2 separate regions of the Homo sapiens genome follow, and region 2 is linked to region 1. Evidence: chromatin loops called from intact Hi-C (ENCODE). Cell type or tissue: PC-3. All regions are shown on one strand. Links, peaks and the distances in the headings refer to the core of each region. The heading gives the core; the rest is flanking DNA.

Region 1 (8,742 bases), core at 187-8,186:
AACTTGTAAAGTTCAGGCACTTTCAATCAAAATCTCATCAGGATTACTTGTGGAACTTGACAGTATCATCGCAAAGATCAAATGGAAGAATAAACATGCAGGAATATTGAGGAAATTCGGAGTTGAGGGGTATGAGAAAACTTGCTCGATGACAAATCAAAACTATTATGAAGCTATACAAAACTGGTGCAGGAATAAAAATCGAGATCAATGGAATGGAATAGATATCGGAAATAAATTCTAAGGTATATGAAAGTTTTTTTTCCCTAGATTTACTGCAATAATTTCCCAATTTTAAAAATTATAGTCTCCTATCTCTTTTATTAATCTCTTTCTAGGCTTTCTCCCCAAGACAGCCAGAGTCATTGCCTAAAAACATAATAGGGTTATATATAAACCTTTGGCTTAAAAGCTTTCAGTGGTTTTCCTTGCACTTGGAATTAAATCCATATTCCTACACTGAGTGGCCAGACCCGCTTCTCCCGCTAACCTCACTCACAGCATGCCTCTCTATGCTCAGCAGGTCTCAGCCACGCTGGCCAGTTTCCGTCCTCCATAGAGCCAAGTTCTTTCCCCCTACGGAGCATTTGCATGAGCTGCTCCTTCCACATGGAGCGCTTTTCCCCGACTCTTTCCCAGGCTGGCTCAATCCTATTATTTGAGCTCCAGCTCCCATTCAATGGAACTTCCTTCAAGCAGTCTGTGAGAGGAAACTGCCCCACATCTACGCTTCATTATTTTCTCTCTGTGGTCATTTGTTTCCTTCGCAGCACTTTGCAAGTTGCAATACTTATCTGTTTGCTTATTATGATCTCCTCCTCGGTACTCCATATTCCACGATGGCTGGGACCATTCTCTGCTCATCATTGTCCCTCCGGCATCTAGCGCAGAACATGCCACAGCAGTAACTCAGTCAGTGTTTGTGGAGTGAAAGAAGGAATGCATACATGCGTGGATAATAAAGTTAGCTCTTTGAATCAGTGGGGAGAAGCTAGGTTATTGAAGAAATGATGTTTGGGCAACAGGGTAGCTCTTTGGAACAACAAAACCCACGAATTCCTTACCTTCTTGCACAAAAATGAATTTATGGTTAATCAAAGTTTTAGTTTAAAATTTTAAAAACATAACATTTTTGTCTCCACCATCTTCATTGAGGTATAGTTGACAATACGGATTATATATATTTAAGTGTACAATGTGATTATCTGATATAGGTGTACGTTGTGTGATGATTACCAGAATTCAATTAACTGACACATCTATCACCACACAGTTACCATTTGTGTGTGTGTGTGTGTGTGTGTGTGTGTGTGTGTGTGTGTGGTGATAAGGACACTTAGGATCTACTCTGTTAGCAAATTTCAAGTAGACAATACAATATAATAAACTATAATCACCATGCTTTACATTACCTCCATAGTACTTATTCACCTTATAACTGAAAGTTTGTATATTTGACCAATATCTCCCCATTTTTTTCCATCTCTAAGCCCCTGGCAATCACCATTCTACTCTCTGCTTCTGTGAGTTCAACTTTTTTAGTTTGTACATATAACTGAGAACATAAAGTACTTATCTTGCTGTATCTTATTTCACTTAACATAATGTCCTCCAGGTTCATCCATGTTGTTGCAAATGGCAGACTTTTCTTCTTTTTATGATTGAATAATATTCGTGTGTGTGTGTAGATACCACATTTCCTTTATCCATTCATTTGTCAGTGGTCACTTATGTTGTTTCCATATCTTGGCTATTGTAAATAATGCTACAGTGAACATGATAGTGCAGATATCTCTTAAAGGTACTGATTTGGGCCGGGTGCAGTGGCTCATGCCCATAAGCCCAGCACTTTGGGAGGCTGAAGCAGGAGGATCACTTGAGGCCAGGAGTTTGAGACCAGTCTGAGCAACATACTGAGATCCTGTCTCTACAAACAATTTTTTTTTAATTAGCTGGGCCTGGTGGCATATACCTGCCAGCTACTCGGGAAGGTGAGGTGGGAAGATCACTTGAGCTCAGGAGTTCCAGGCTACAGTGAGCTATGATCACACCACTGCACTCCAGCCTTGGCGACAGAGTAAGGCCCTCCTCTTAAATATATATGTATTTTATTTCCTTTGTGTATGTACCCAGAAGTGAGATTGCTGGATCATATTGTAGTTTAGGTTTTAATTTTTTGAGGAATCTTCATACTGTTTTCCATGACTGTATCAATTTACATTCCCGTCAACAGTGTACAAAGGCTTCGTTTTCTCCACACCCTCACCAACACTTGTTATCTCTCGTCTTTTTGATAACAGCCACCCTAACAGGTGTGAGGTAGTATCTCCTTGTGAAAACCTTAACATTTTCTAAAGAAAACATAACAATATTTTTACATATCTTGTGAGCTAATACATGCGTATAATTCTTTGTGGGTTAAAAACAAAACAAAACAAAACAAAATGTGATGGAGCCCATATGTGGCCTAAAAGCTTAAAAAATTTACTGTCTGGCCCTTTAAGGAAAAGTTTGGTGATAACTAAGAAATATCTTGTATCTTTTGTTAAAAATTTAAAATCACTCTATCTTATGTTTAAAAAATTTTTTGGCATTGATGTATATAAACCTAATGTCATAAGCATATCATTGTCTTGACTTTCAGTGTAAGTTGATGTCACTGTGAGCTAATACATGTGTATAATTCTTTGTGGGTTAAAACAAAACAAAACAAATATGATAGAGCCCATATGTGACCTAAAAGCTTAAAAGATTCACTTTCTGGCCCTTTAAGGAAAAGTTTGGTGATAACTAAGAAATGTCTTGTATCTTTCGTTAAAAATTTAAAATCGCTCTATCTTATGTTAAAAAAAATTTTGGCGTTGATGTATATAAACCTAATGCCATAAGCAATATTATTGTCTTGACTTTCAGTGTAAGTTGATGTCACAGAGAACACACCAAAGGCAATGGTTTAAATGAAACAGGATCTAATTTTGCTCTTGCAAAAAATTACCAAGCTAAGCTTTTCAAGGCTGATAGGGTGACTGCAACCTCAATCTGCATCTTCCGTCTCCCAGCCAATGGGAAGATGGAGGGGCAAATGGAAACACAGGCAATTTCACCTTATCCAGAAGTTAGTCTCATGGACATGGTGTGCATCTTTTTTGTTCACATTCTGCTTACTGGAATATGGCCATGTCTAGCTGCATGGGAGACTGGGAATGTTGTCCTTAGATGGACAGCCTTCTTCCAAGCTTGAATTAAGAAGCTCCATTATTAAAAGCCAGGGAGAATGATTACTGATGGACATCTTGGAGTTCCTGCCGCAAAGAGTAACTTGGCCCCAATGCCACTGGGCTTATTCTTCTCTTCTCACTCATATTTTGCCTTAGATTAGTTCTAAAATTAGTTTTATTTAGATTTTCCCTTTTTGAAACTCAAGATTCAAAGTTCACAGAGAGGTTTATGCTTTTCTTGCCAGTATCATTTCCCTGTCTTTGCAAAAGTTTATTCATTCTATCCCAGGTTAGCAAACCCATTGCCCTTGTAATAGGGACTGATTCAGAAAGCCGAACTATGTATTTCAACACCTTCTCTGTTCCAGGCATTCATTTTTAAAACCCTTTCTCTTTCCCAAAGTCATGTTCATCAGCCTAATTTGCAGAGCAGCAGTCAGCAAACGTTTCCTTAAAGGGCCAGACAGTAAATCTTTTAAGCTTTTAAGCCACATATGGGCTCTATCACATTTTGTTTTGTTTTGTTCTGTTTTGTTTTTAACCCTCTAAAATGTAAAAATTATTGATAGCTTTCAGGCTGTGCAAAAATAGACTGCTGAGCTGGATGTGGTGCACATGCCATAGTCTGCTGACTCTTGTTGCAGAGCAATGTATGTCTGTATATTTCTCTTGAACAGTGGGGAAGTGGAAGTTACAGTATTCCAGCACCAGATGGTATATATCCAGGAACTATAGGGAACATCTTGCTACATCTGAACAATGACTACAGCTCTGTAACCCCAATACAGCTATGTTTGCTGCTGCACACTGAGTCTGATGGCCAACAATTATAACATAGTCAGATCCTAAAGATTTATGCTCTCTATATATCATGTTGCCAGGATGAAAGTTGAAGTTTGAGGTTCAAGGTTGAAAGATGAAAGTTGAAACTTTTTTTCAATGTTATAAACATCAATCTGTTTGTACATACCTTTGTTGATACTGTAATAGCTCAGACAATATATAGCTTAGAAATGACTTTCAAATTCCCGACTTTAAAATTCATACAGATTGCATAATCTATAAATATTCATTATCATTCATGATATAATTAATCAGCAAGTATTTATTGAATGTCTACCATATGCCGGGCACTGTACTAGATGGCGGGAATACAACCGTTAACAAAACAAAGTCCTTGCTCTCCAGTAGGGGGAGCTCACATTATAGAGGAGAAACATGGCAAATAAACAAATAAGCACATCCATTTAGAGCACAGCCGGTGCTGACAAGTGCTATGATGAAAAACAAAGCAAGACAAAGAAATAGATATTGTTTGAAGCGACTATTTTAGAGTGGTAAGAAGGTCTTTAAAATGAGGCGAGAGTTGAACTCAGTCAAGAATGCAATGCAGGAGCAAGCCATATAGTTATCTAGGGGCTATCTAGGGAACAGAGGAGGGTCGGGGGAGGCGCAGGGAGCAGGGTAAAGGCTTTCAGTGAGGTGTGTTTAGGATCAGGAAAGGGCCAGCTGACTGGAGTGGAGAGAGGCTAATAAAGCCAGGGAATATAGGACCTTTTAATTCATTATAAGGTCTTTGGATTTTATTTTGCGGGAGACGGGAAGCCTTAGAAAGATTTTGAGCAATGAAGGGTTATGATCGAATTGAGGTTTTAAGGGAGGTGTTGTCATTGCTGTGCAGCAAATACATTAAGGGCAAGAGGAGAATCAGGTGCACTAGGTGGGAGGTTATTATAATTGTGCAGGTGAGAGATGACAGTGCTTGGGCTAGGCAGTGGTGGGAAATGTAACTATTTTCATGTGGTTCAGCACACAAGAAAAAGTTTGTCTTTAATTGTATATATTTTCTAATCCCGGAGGAATCCAGTACCACCTAATTGTTTATCCCAGAATAGGCACTGCTAGCCAAAGCCTCTTACAATGGAAAACACAGGCTAATTAAACTAGGATTTACTATATGGTTTACTTTTATATCTCAAAATCTAGACATAGCCATGTTATAATTGCTAATAAAGGGCCGTGGCTATAAATCAGGATGACTTCATGAGGCAATGTTTGCTTTTAATATTGAAGAATTGACAGAACTCTATTTAGAACTGAGTTATGTACAACACTAATCTTTCAGGGATGGCTTGATTTTCAGTCCTCTATTTCCATCATTGGATTGCTTTGTTGCAATAGGAATGAACACAAGCAAATGTAACTCTATGCCTAACAATGCAAGGCAACAACTGCATACAAACAAAGCTAAGCTCAAAGTGCACGCTCAATTAATTGTTGTGAATGACAACTGAGTGATAAAGTTTAGCATTTAAAAATTAACAAATTCAAGTGCTGAGGACACCATAGAAAATTAGATGTCTATGGGTACCCTCCAAGTTAACTTACTTTTCTAATTTACTTCTAAGGAGTGGCTTAGGTGCAGGGTAAATAAAGTTTATTTTGTCTCCGTTCTTCCATTTCTCTGCCATTTTTTTATTCTCCATTTTAAAAGTTTTATTTAAAAAGTAAACCTTAACGTCGAAAATGCAAACCAGGGGAGGGCAGAAAGATCACACACTAGGCTGTAACTTCACACTAGGTTGCACGCTGGCCGGGCAGAGCTGCTCCTCACTTCCCAGACAGTGGGGCGGCCAGGCAGAGGCGCTCCTCACTTCCCAGATGGGGAGGCGGCCAGGCAGATGTGCTCCTCACTTCCCACATGGTGGAGTGGCCGGGCAAAGGTCTCTGCCATTTTTTAAAGTTCACTTCAATACTAAGTTTGGCATTTTTTTTCCCTCTCCAACATTCCCCAAACTCACTTACTAGTGGAATTTTTTTTTCTTTTTTTTTTTTTTTGGTTATTTGTTTCTCTTAAAAAAACAAAGAGGAGGGTATTTTATCAAGGCAAAATAGGTTCTCTTGCTAAGACTAATCTTTCTTCTTTTACTTTTTTGATAGTTACATAAAAGAAAATGTACAGATTCAAATACACTATGCAGCTTAATGAGGTTTTGTTTATGTATATACTCATGCAACTACTATCCTGATCAAGATATAACATATTTACAGCATTCCAAATAATCCTTTCTGCTGCTTACTAGTCAATACCCCACCAATGGGAATCATACTGAGCTCTATCTCCATAGTTTTGCCTGTTTTTGAACTTTACAAATGGAATCATATAGTATGTATTGTTGGCCCTTTGTATCCATGGGTTACACATCCATGGATTCAGTCAACCATGGGCTAAAAATATTTGAAAAAAAAATTGCATCAGTACTAAACATGTACAGACTTTTTCCCTTGTCATTATTCACTAAAAAAGACAGTCTAATAACTATTTACATAATGTTTATATTGTATTAAGTATTATAAGTAATCTAGAGCTGATTTAAAGTGTACTGAGAGGGTGTGGATATGCAAACACTATGCCATTTCATATGAGGGACTTGAGCATCCTCGGATTTTAGTATCGGGGCAGTCCTGGAACGAATCACCAATCATGCCCAGGTACCAAGGGATCATTGTATTCTTTTGTATCCGGCTTCTTTTACTAAAAAAAAAAATTTTTTTTTTTTGAGACAAGGTCCCACTCTGTCACTCAGACTGGAGTGCAGTGGTGCAATCACGGCTGACTGCAGCCTCGACCACCCAGGCTCAGGTGCTCCTCCCACCTCAGGCTCCCAAGCGTCTGAAACTAGAGGCATGTGTCACCACGCCCAGCTAATTTTTGTGTGTATTTTTTGTAGAGACAAGGTCTCGCCTTGTTGCCCAGGCTAGTCTCAAACTCCTGGGCTTAAGCAATCCACCCACCTTGGCCTCCCAAAGTGCTGGGATTACAGGTGCGTGCCACTGCATCTGGCCTGGCCTACTCAATGTTATGTATATAAAATTCATCAAAGTTGTCACATATAGCAGTTCTTTTTTTTTTCACTGCTGTTTGGTACTCCATTATGTAAATATACTTCAATTTATTTATCTGTTGTAATGTCTCTGGACTTTGGTAGTCTTCAGTTTTGGGCTATTGTGAGTAAAGCTCTGTGAACATTCTTATACATGTCTTTAGGTGGATATAAGTACTGATTTATGTTGAACGTATACCTAAAGGTTGAATTGCTGCATGAGAGGTTCTGTGTATATTGACTAACTTTTGCATAAAACAAAGAATAAGTTAGTGCCAGGAAGATGATAGTGTTAGATGATTGATTTGATTTGATAACATTTAATTAAATTACTTGAAATTGTTTGCTTGGTTATTATTTTGCTCTTTATAAAAGATGGTGAAAAAATATACCTCACTCATTAAGATGGCCACTGTTTTAAAAAACACAGAAAATAACAAGTGTTGGCAAGGATATGGGAAAATTGGAACCCTATGCATTGCTTGTGCAAATATAAAATGGTGCAGCAGCTATGGAAAATAGTATGGAGGTTCCTCAAAAATTCCAAATAGAATTATCACATGATCTAGCAATCCCACTTCTGGGTATATATCCAAAAGAATTGAAAACAGTATCTCAAAGATTGATTTGCATACTCATGTTCATTGCAGTGTTATTAACAATAGCCAGGAGGTGGAAGCCACCTAAATGTCCATCAACAGATGGATGGATAAATGAAATGTGGTCTATACATACAATGGAATATTATTCAGCTTTAAAAAAGGAGCAAATCCTGCCATGTGCTACAACGTGGATGAACCTTGAGGATGTTTTGCTAAGTGACATAAGCCAGTCACAAAAAGACAAACGCTGCATGATTCCATTTATATGAGGAATCTAAAGTAGTCAAACTCTTAGAAAGTAGAATAGTGGTTAGCAGGGGTTAGGGGGAGGGGAAAAAGAAAAGTTACTGTTTAATGGCTATAGAGTTTCAGATATGCAATACGAAAATTTCTGGAGATTCTTTGCACAACAATGTGCACCGTATAATACACTGAAAAATGGTTAAGGTGGTTTAAAAAAGATATTTTAAAAACAACAACAACACCCCATAGCTTTGATTGAAAAATATTCCTGTCATACTTTAGGTAAACAAGCCTTAAAGAAATGAGATGCAGACTGGTGTCTACTCGAGGTACATGTTTCAGAAGCTTTTGTGGAACATCAATGTACTTGCTCATGAAGGCTTTTCTATTCCCTTGTTACCACATGAATGATTTGGGGGAAAATAAGATCCTTGAAGTTGAGTATATTTATATAATTAATTGAAGAAAAGGGTACTGGAAACCATAACCACAGGAGGAATGTACAAGACAGTTATTTTCTAGCTCTTTCTGATTAAATAAAGCTATTTTTGTACTTCTGATCTTTGCATGAAACAAAAAAACCCTGAAGTCATGGTGACTCATAAATAACCTTGATGAAGCATTCAGTCCATGACCTAGCAGGTTGCAGATTGTCAATAGATGTGATTGAGTGCAAAGACCTCTTGACAACAGGAGTGCTGGTGCTAAAGGCCATCTCCTACAGAACAAATGTTACCTCACCAGAGGAACAACTGCCTGAAAATCCTGGTGTGGGCACCAGAACTTGATGAGCAA
Region 2 (8,742 bases), core at 264-8,263, 200 kb after region 1:
AACAAACATTTTCTGGCTGACTCAGGGACATCTTCATATGTATCTGTTATGCTCTTCTGTGAATCGATGCTTGCACAGGCTAATACAGAGTGAGTGTTCCCGTGCTAAATGGCCTCATGTTGCTCCTTTGCTGCAACTGATGTTTAGGGTTTTTCAGAGATTTTCTGACTCCTGGTTCAATGATTAAGTTATTAGCTTTTTAGTATTTTCTTGTCAGTGTGATTGTCTTAAGTCCACTCTCATCTTGAGCAATATTTAATTTATGACTGTGCACAATAAAAGAAACGGACTGAAGACTGAGGAGCTCTTTATAAAGAGAGGGCCTAAGCTGTAGTAAGTGAACTTTATGACAGCTATCTTGGAAGCTGAAAGTCTTAATTTTTTGGATCTTAAGCTCCCACCTGAGCATCGATCTCTCTGCACGCATGAATGGGGGTGTTCCATGAGCTGCAAGCTGGCTGTGCTGGCTCTCACCCCTAACTTCGATGCTGCTGCAAAAATTGCTAAACGCAGAAGCCTGGCAAATACGGGCAGGTGAAATAAGAGGAGACAAAATGTTGCATCTGCTACAATGAAAGAGAGGCAGGACACAGGAAACTTAGGGCAGCTGGGTGTCAGCATGTGAATGTAAGATGAGGAAAGAGCCGCTAGATTTCTGCCCTGGGACTCCCCTGGGGAGAGATGTATGGGTCAGAGGGTGGAGAAGATGACGGCGGGAGTTCCCAGGTTGACAGGAGTAAAAGGAAGACATCCTAAAAAAAGACATCCTGGCAGGAAGTATGTGGGTATTTACATACGGTAGAGGTCAAGATCAGGAAAGGTAATGTTCCCAGCAGGGAAAACTATCAATACATTCATTAATTGTGCTTTTGTCCCCCCTTCTTATTTAAGTAATTGGTTTGTTCACTTATTGTTCTTTGGATCTTTAATAAATTAAAATATGCTTATAGTCCACAAGTACTTCAATAATGAGGCCCAGAGATTTAATTACATTTATAGTTAACCATGGAACTAGAAAAGAAATTACTTTAGGTTATGATTTGCATCAAGGACTATTAAAGCCACTGGAAAGGTGGCTTTAAACACCCCACTATCACCCCAAGGTAGGCTCCTTGAGGATTCTTCCATGTGGGGTGGCAGTTCTATTGGATTCCTGGGAGAAGAGGGTGTTAGGTCATTCAGGTTTTGCTGCAATTGTATTTCTACCAGTGGTTTCAAGTAAAGGTTTGCCTGTTTTGTGTGAGTAGAGCTTGGAGCTCTCAATTCATACGCTATATTCCTGCAGGACAATCATTTTCTAGCGCTGAGTAAATGTGAGCTGGGCTTTTAGTGCCTGATAAGGTCATCCCATACTTTGTCACGCTTATATCCCTAGCCATTGCAGTGGTAAGCACATAATCATACTGCTGTGATATAACAGTAACATTATATTGTTTACATTTATTGTACTTGGCACTCTGTACAACTTAAAACTCTCTGGAGTTTATAGATAAATGGGGCTAGAATACTGACAGGCCACACCCTGGCCCCAATGTGTAGATGTGATTACAATGAAAGCATCCCGCAAGAATAGCTGATTAACCTTCTCTTACAAATCTTCTATGATTCCACATTCTTGCCTACACACGTGCTCCAGGGAATCATTCTACTCTAAACACCTGAGAGTGTACAGTCAACCAAAAAATACCTCTTCAGATGTTGTCCTTCAACACTTGAACAACCTTTACTGAACACGTGCACTTACGTGCTGGGTTCTCTGCTATGCTGTTAGGAGTCACACCACACTGAACACCATGACTAAGTCTGCCATGAAGTCTTTTTTCCCCTTTTATGTTTGACCTATTTTCCCAACATTTGTTTAAAAAATTTACAATTTAAAAAATACATTTAGGGAGTACAAGTGCAAGTTTCTTATAGACATATATTGCATAGAGGTGAAGTGTGAGCTTTTAGTGTACCTGTCACCCAAAGAGTAAACATTATATGCATTACGTCTTCCTAACATTTAAATATTCCTATTTTTTTTTTAAAGTCCCTTACAAGTTGTCTCCAGCAGGCTACAGAAGAGCTGAAGTTGCACCCAACCACCTATTAACCCACCTAGGAAAGGAAAATGTTTTATGCTGAATCTTTACAACTAAACTGACTGCATAATAAAGATCCTGGTTTTGCTAGCTGGTGTGACCCCAGCTCCTGTCTCCTTGTTTCCTTCCCTGCAAAGCCTTCTGATCTACCTGTTGCCATCTTTTGACTTTTCACAGCTTCCCCTGAACGTGAAATTAGCATCTTAATCAAGAAAGAGCTGATGAAAGAACCACAAAAGGTAAAAATCTGGGCTTAGGTCAGATATCTATTGGGTAGCTATCTATTAGGTTAAAACCTTACTGAAACTGCCAGTTTTGCAGTTCGAAATGGTCAAATAGCAATTCCTTATTTTCAACATAATACAACTCACATGAGTTATCTTTTAACAGGTATGTTTACATTCACTCTGTCAGGTAACAAAAGGGGACCCCATCATGACCCATATTTGCCCAGGAAGTCTGTTATATCTACAAATGATATGAGTCCCATGTAGTTTTAAAAAATTCTTCAGTAAGATTATTCTAGATTCTCTGGTTAACACACACTGCAGGAGGTATTCTTCCCTTTCACCGATGGGAACAGGAGTTACACAGCTTAGTCAAGTGACCTGATTTTAAATAGGGTTTCCTGTTCTCTGTGTTTTCCACTAGAAGAGACTAGATTTTCCTCTACTGAGTCATGAACAGGAAATGCTGAACTACAGAAGAACTGACGCATGCAACCTGTACCGTCCTCACCACATTCTTTCTCTTCATTTTAATTCTTTTTGTCCTCCCTAATCTTTCCCTCCCTTTATCCCCATCTCTGGATAAGGAGCAAGCAAAGGAAAGGAGAACACAAAAGGGGCAGAGCAAACAGCATTTCATGAGAAAAGCTGCAGTGAGCTGATTTCAACACTTACCCCTCATTTCTGAAGCCCTCTCCCCAATTTCCAGTTCTAGTCCAATCTCCCCCTGCCCACGTCTCTGTCTCTCCCAAACCATGCTACACCCATCCTAAGGCTCAGTTCCCAAACTTCTGCAGTCAAAATTTATCTTCCATTACTCCTCATTTTATGTATCACTTTCTCAGCCTAGCATTCAACACTCTGAAGTCCATATAACCCTTTCTCAATTCTGTTTCCCAGTATTTCCCTTCATTTTCCATTGCTACGGTCATGCTCTTTTCTCCAAATAAGTCCGCACTTTGCTGTCTCTGCACTGCCTGCCCTAATGGCCTCTGCACATTCCTCATCCAGCCCTTATGCCCAGTTGTCTTTCTAGGCCAACCTCGGATAACAGCTTCTTCTCTGAACCCCCAAACACCACACTTTTCTTACAGCACCCTCTTTCTCTATTTTGTGGTAACTTGAGGACTCACCTTAACATAAGCTCTTCTAGTACCTATCATGTCTAGTCATATAAATGTTTCTTAAGTGGAAGTGAACTGCAGAGGAACAAGACAGGAATAACAGTAACACAACAAAACAAAAACACAAAAGAAAGTGAGGAGAGCACTGAGATTTCTCTACTGTGAATTCATAAAGGCCACCCCAGGCAGAGCTATTTGCATGACCTTGAGCAGAAGTGCTAAGGTTTTAAAAAATGAAACAAAACAGCTTTATTGAGATATAATTCACTTACGATAAGTATTCACCCTTTTAAAGTACACAATTCAGTGGTTTTATACTCACAAGGTTGTATAACCATCACTAGTACCTAATTTCAGAACATTTTCATCATCTCAAAAAGAAATCCTGTACTCACTAGCAGTCACTCCCTTTCCCCTGATCTCCGGCCCTTAGCAACCACTAATTTATGTTCTGTCTCTATGGACTTGCCAATTCTGGATAGTTCATATAAATGGAATCATACAATATGTGGGCTAAGGGCTTTTTAACTTCAAAGAAGATGCAACCTGTATTTGCAAGTAACCAGAAAAATAAAGCCTCTAATGTAATCCTTAGAGTTAATATAATGATCAATCGAGGTACCACATTAATAAATTTTTGCATAATGTAACCACAGCTGCAGCCAGGTGGGACTTGGTAAAGCTGTCTTTTTTTTTTCTCAAGTAGGTAATGGATTCAAGCTCAGTGGGCACCTGAGTGCCTGAGTACAATGGAACTCAGAAATCATGGAAACCCCTAGAGGGCACTCACCCCCTTAGGAGGTTCTGCTGACTGAAGGGCGGTGAGTACACATTTAAGCTTTCCCTTCATGTCCTTTGCTTCCTGGACTTCACAGACAATCCCAGGCAGGCCAGAAGGTCAGAGTCCGAGCTCCTGGGCATAGCTTGCAAGGTGCTCCTAAGTCTGCCTCTACCTGTTATTAGTTTCCATATTCTACTGGTTCCTGCACACACCCTACACTCCAGCAACAATGATGATCTGATGTCACTCAATCACCTGCCACCACCCCTTATCACTCCAGCCACAGCTCATGTCCACCCAGCCTCAAATCCCTGCCTCTCCCTTGCCCCTGGTGAATTCCCCACAACCTTAAGACCATCTACCCTGTAAGACCTTCTCTGGTCAAAAAACAAACAGGATTAATTTTCCCTCCTCTGACTTGCAACAGTACGTAACGGTAGTAACTCTTGAAGTGCATCGGCCCATCATACTAAATCAAAATCAGACTGTTTCTCCTGTGAATTCCTCTAGTGCAGGGGGCATGTCTTACTTGTCTTATAAATAATAGTAAAAAAATGATAAAGGTACCCAACCAATAATCTGAAATAAACTTTTTCATGGATACTAAGTCAGGGGTTAGACCATGTATTGTTTTATATTTTTTATTTTTATACATTTTAGACTGCAAGCTTCTAGGTACAGTGCTTTTCAAAATTAGTATGTGGAAGGAAAGACTATGGAATGTGTTTAAAATGCAGATGCCAGGGTACCCACTCAAACATTGTTTTTCTGCAGGTTTGGGGAGCGGCTCCAGAATCTGCCCATATAATAGGCTCTCCAGGAGAGTCTGCTGATGGGAATTTGCAATCCACTTTCCAAGAACTTTGTGCCTAGATGCGCAAAGCCTGGGTGGTCACAGTTTAATTTGTACTTTCCACTAAAAAAAAACAAAAAAGCAAAAAACAAGTACAACTAGTTTTAACATTATAATGAGAACAATGATTACTAGTACTTGTTTTAGATCACTTACAAAGACTCCTTCCTGCCTGAATACCATTGCTTAAAAGTGAGAGATACCACGAGGGAAGAAAAGAACAGAAATATTACCAATTTATCCAATACTGTCACCCAAAGAAGAAAAATGTGTGACTGCTAGCAAGCTACTTAAACTCTTGCAGACTGTTTTCTCATCCATAAAGTGAGACAGGTGGATCATAATAAACTCTTCTCTAAATATAAAATCCTTTGATTCTATCACTGCCATTCCCATTCCCGTCACTGCTGCAAACTGACCTCAGCTCATCCTCTTCTCACTCACCTGCACCCTGTCCTTCAGGAACATCAGTCACCTTGTGTCCCTTACTCCCCTGATCCTCCTCCTCTCCAAGCACCTCAACCTTCAGGCCCAGCTCAAGATAGGGCCTTTGCACTGGTGACGTTTTGTTTTTCGTGGGGGCATAATAATTATATAACTTTTTTTTCCCTACTAAAGAACTCTAAGCAAGGCCGGAAAAGAAACAACATGCTAGATGCTGTTGTCTCCCTACCACTAGGCATGTTTCAGACCCTACATAACTAAGCGCAAGGGTCAACAGTTTGTTTTACTACAATGACCAGAAAAACCTTAAAGGAAGATAACCTACAGGAGATTCCTGGAGGAGGCCACAGGGCTAGGAGTCCTGTTTGCCCCTCCCACAGCCCTTTCAGCAAAGAACAGGAATGCCCCTCAACCTCTGCCTCGCCCCGTCACCCCAGAGGTATCCTCCTGGTGTGGGTGCTGATGTTATCCTAACATTCCCCATAGTAGGCTCCTTCTGCAGAGGAGGCAGCTCGGAAGCAGCAAGCCATCATATTCCTCATCTTCCCCAGCAGACTCTGATCTTCCTCTGCCCGTATCCTAGAGGAAAACAAGTCAGTGAGGTCTTCTGGAAAAGATTTCTTTCAATACTGGATCTACTACACACCGGAAGTGAGTGCTTGAGGCCTTCAAAAGTGGAGACATGACCGCCTATAAATTAAAAACTACTTACAGGTGGGTGGGAGGTCGCCCTTTAGTCAGGAAACAAGGATAAATGAGGAGCAAAAAGGGCAAAGCCCTTGTGTTACTAGGATTCTACACAGTGTGTTAATGAAATAGCTTGTCGGGAATGGAAATTATAATGACATATAAAACACAGTGCTATTCTATAAAAAGTAGCTGCAACTTTAATTAAATTCGATGTACTATCTTTCTACTGATTAAATTTCTTACTCTTTCCAGGAATGTGTAAGTTTTTTTTTTTTTAAAGGCTGCAAATAAAATATCCAAAAAGAAACAGGTTTCCTATCTGAGGGTCCAACCCTTCTTATGGAAAACAGCACTCCTCCCTATGAAAGTTCCTTAGGCTCACAGTTTTCCTCGTGCCTCACCATAAGAGATTTACTACTATCTGTGTATGAATAACTAACCCTCCTTCACCCTTTCTCCCCTGTCTCAAGCTTATTCCTGCGTGATTTCCTGGCATTTACACCCCCTAACACTGACAGATGTGCTGTAGCCACAGCAAGTGCAGCCCTGCCCTGGGGATCACACTCTCCCCCCGCAGCCATCCCTCCCCTGTGTACAGTGAGCAGAAACTGTACCTTCTTCAACACTTTCCCTTTGAAGACCACCAGAAAAAATCACTCTGCCTTTCGTTGTTGTTGTTTTACGCTTTGTTTTTTTCTGGGGGGAGGAATCAAAGGACATGCTCACATGTAGGGAAGGTATAAGTTAAAGACAATTAGGTTTGGGTTCAGTGTATACTGTTCAGGTGATGGGTGCCCCAAAATCTCACAAATCACCGCTAAAGAACTTATGTAACCAAATACTACCTGTTTCCCAAAAACCTATGGAAATAAAAAATTTATAAAATAAATAAAAATAAAATAAAATATTCCCTTGCCTTCCTACTACTGGTAATAATAATAAAGCAGCCATTAAGCTCTTCTCTTCCTAGCTTCCTCCTCGAGGCTGGCATGTGGCTCCGGAAGCTTATCTTAAGGTGCTAAGTTGAAAGGAAAGTGGTATAAGCTGCAGGAGAACAGAAGTTGTAAGTCTACGTGGTTCCTATAAGAATTTAACAATTATCTTCTAGGACTCTGCCCCACAGAAAGTAGGTGTGGTGGGGAGAAAACAACGGCATCTTTCACAAATTACTACCTTGACGTGAGTGGCTAAAAAAAAAAAAAATCAGGGTTAGTTTTGAAGGGACTCAACCCCAGCGGTGGGTGGTGGGGGGGTGGAGACAGACACAGCAGAAACACAGCTGAAAGTAATCGCAGGGCCCGTGCCCCTGTTGAAATGTTACAGCTGGGATCTGGCAGAAATCCTGGGCCACTCAGTCCAGCTCAACAATCCGATATCACACATCGAGAGCTGGCCAAGTCCCAGGAACGGAAGGCTCCCTGCCTTCACTTCCGTAGGTCTAGGGGAAGACAATGGCATCTGCTTTCACGGCTGGTAGGATGGCTTTAGAGAGTAAGACAGGATGGGAGTGAGAGCTGCATGAAGGACTAGTTTGGAAAAGGAGGAAGGGAAACTGGCACATCACGCTGTGGAAAGGAGAACTGGGCTGGGAAGTGGAGAATAAGTTTTAGTTTAGCAACATAGGTTATTCCCACTTCAGAGTGGAATTTCCAACTGCCTCAGAAAATAGATGCTTTGGAACAATGAATCAGCTTGTTTATGAACACGTAATGATTTTGTAGCTGTTTACCGAGTGTGTACATGCAGCAGGTACTAAGCTGGATTGCGGCTGGGGATACACAGGGTTCTGGCCCTAAGTTTAGGGAATTTAGTTTAGGGAAGCTTTTATATATAACCACAAATGAGAACACAATGGGAGGTTGACTATTAAATCCTCTCCCCAGAGCACACAAAGAACAAACACCAACGATGTCTGGACTAACCTTCTACTTGAAAATCTGAGCAAAGCCTCCATTGCCTGGCTGCTAACACTCCTTCAGGCCGCCAGAACCATCTGGGGCCTGAGCTAGTGCTGAAACAGATGACTTTAAGCATGCATCCACTTGGATTCCTTTGGGCAGTCAATTCCCAGCCTCTCATCCTTGTCATCAGTGCAAAGTGAAAGACCGTATTGTCTCTCATCCTCCAAGGAATGCACATCCCCAGAGAGCACTGCTCTGGGACTCATCCCTTCCAACTGACTCCCCTGCTTCCTCCAAACTTTCCTCTGCAGACAAACTCCCCCATCCTCCGAACATATCACACAATGCACCACTCGAATTTGTTTCTAACATTTACCTGGCTCTCCCCTAAAGATTCTATTTCCTTATAGCCATCTCCAGTGAGACTGAGAATCCCCACATCCTACTCACTTATTCACCTGGGATGGAAGGGAGGTCAGCATTCTCCAAGTTGACCACTGGCTACTTGCACATGGTTGCTTTCCTCTCTCATGCAAACCTTCCCTTCCGGTGACTCTGTCTCCTATCCAACGCTTTAGAGGGCAGAGGTTTGGGGAATGCACTTTGGCAACAACACAGTCTTAGGTTCAAGTTCTGGC

Evidence for each region. Peaks named below come from ENCODE experiments on the same cell type or tissue, not always from the same donor. Only the 100,000 strongest peaks of a DNase experiment are listed, where the experiment ranks them.
Region 2: it touches region 1 in a loop (5-fold over the local background); 7 of 110 quality-filtered maps call a loop at or near these places.

Annotation. Positions count from the first base shown.
Region 1 is chr2:36,659,971-36,668,712 of GRCh38, reverse strand. No RefSeq gene overlaps it. Among named protein-coding and RNA genes, the nearest start is that of VIT, 32 kb to the left of the region's middle. RefSeq lists an enhancer at 8,433-8,727. In PC-3, for the core only: a CTCF peak has its summit at 4,411 (motif pointing right); a DNase peak (open chromatin) is centred at 4,422; H3K4me3 peaks cover 296 bases.
Region 2 is chr2:36,455,494-36,464,235 of GRCh38, reverse strand. All of the region lies in intron 4 of CRIM1 (cysteine rich transmembrane BMP regulator 1), which reads right to left. Among named protein-coding and RNA genes, the nearest start is that of CRIM1, 100 kb to the right of the region's middle. RefSeq lists silencers at 2,756-3,050, 3,176-3,470 and an enhancer at 4,959-5,638. In PC-3, for the core only: a CTCF peak has its summit at 4,208 (motif pointing right); DNase peaks (open chromatin) are centred at 2,735 and 4,225; H3K4me3 peaks cover 555 bases; H3K27ac peaks cover 3,154 bases.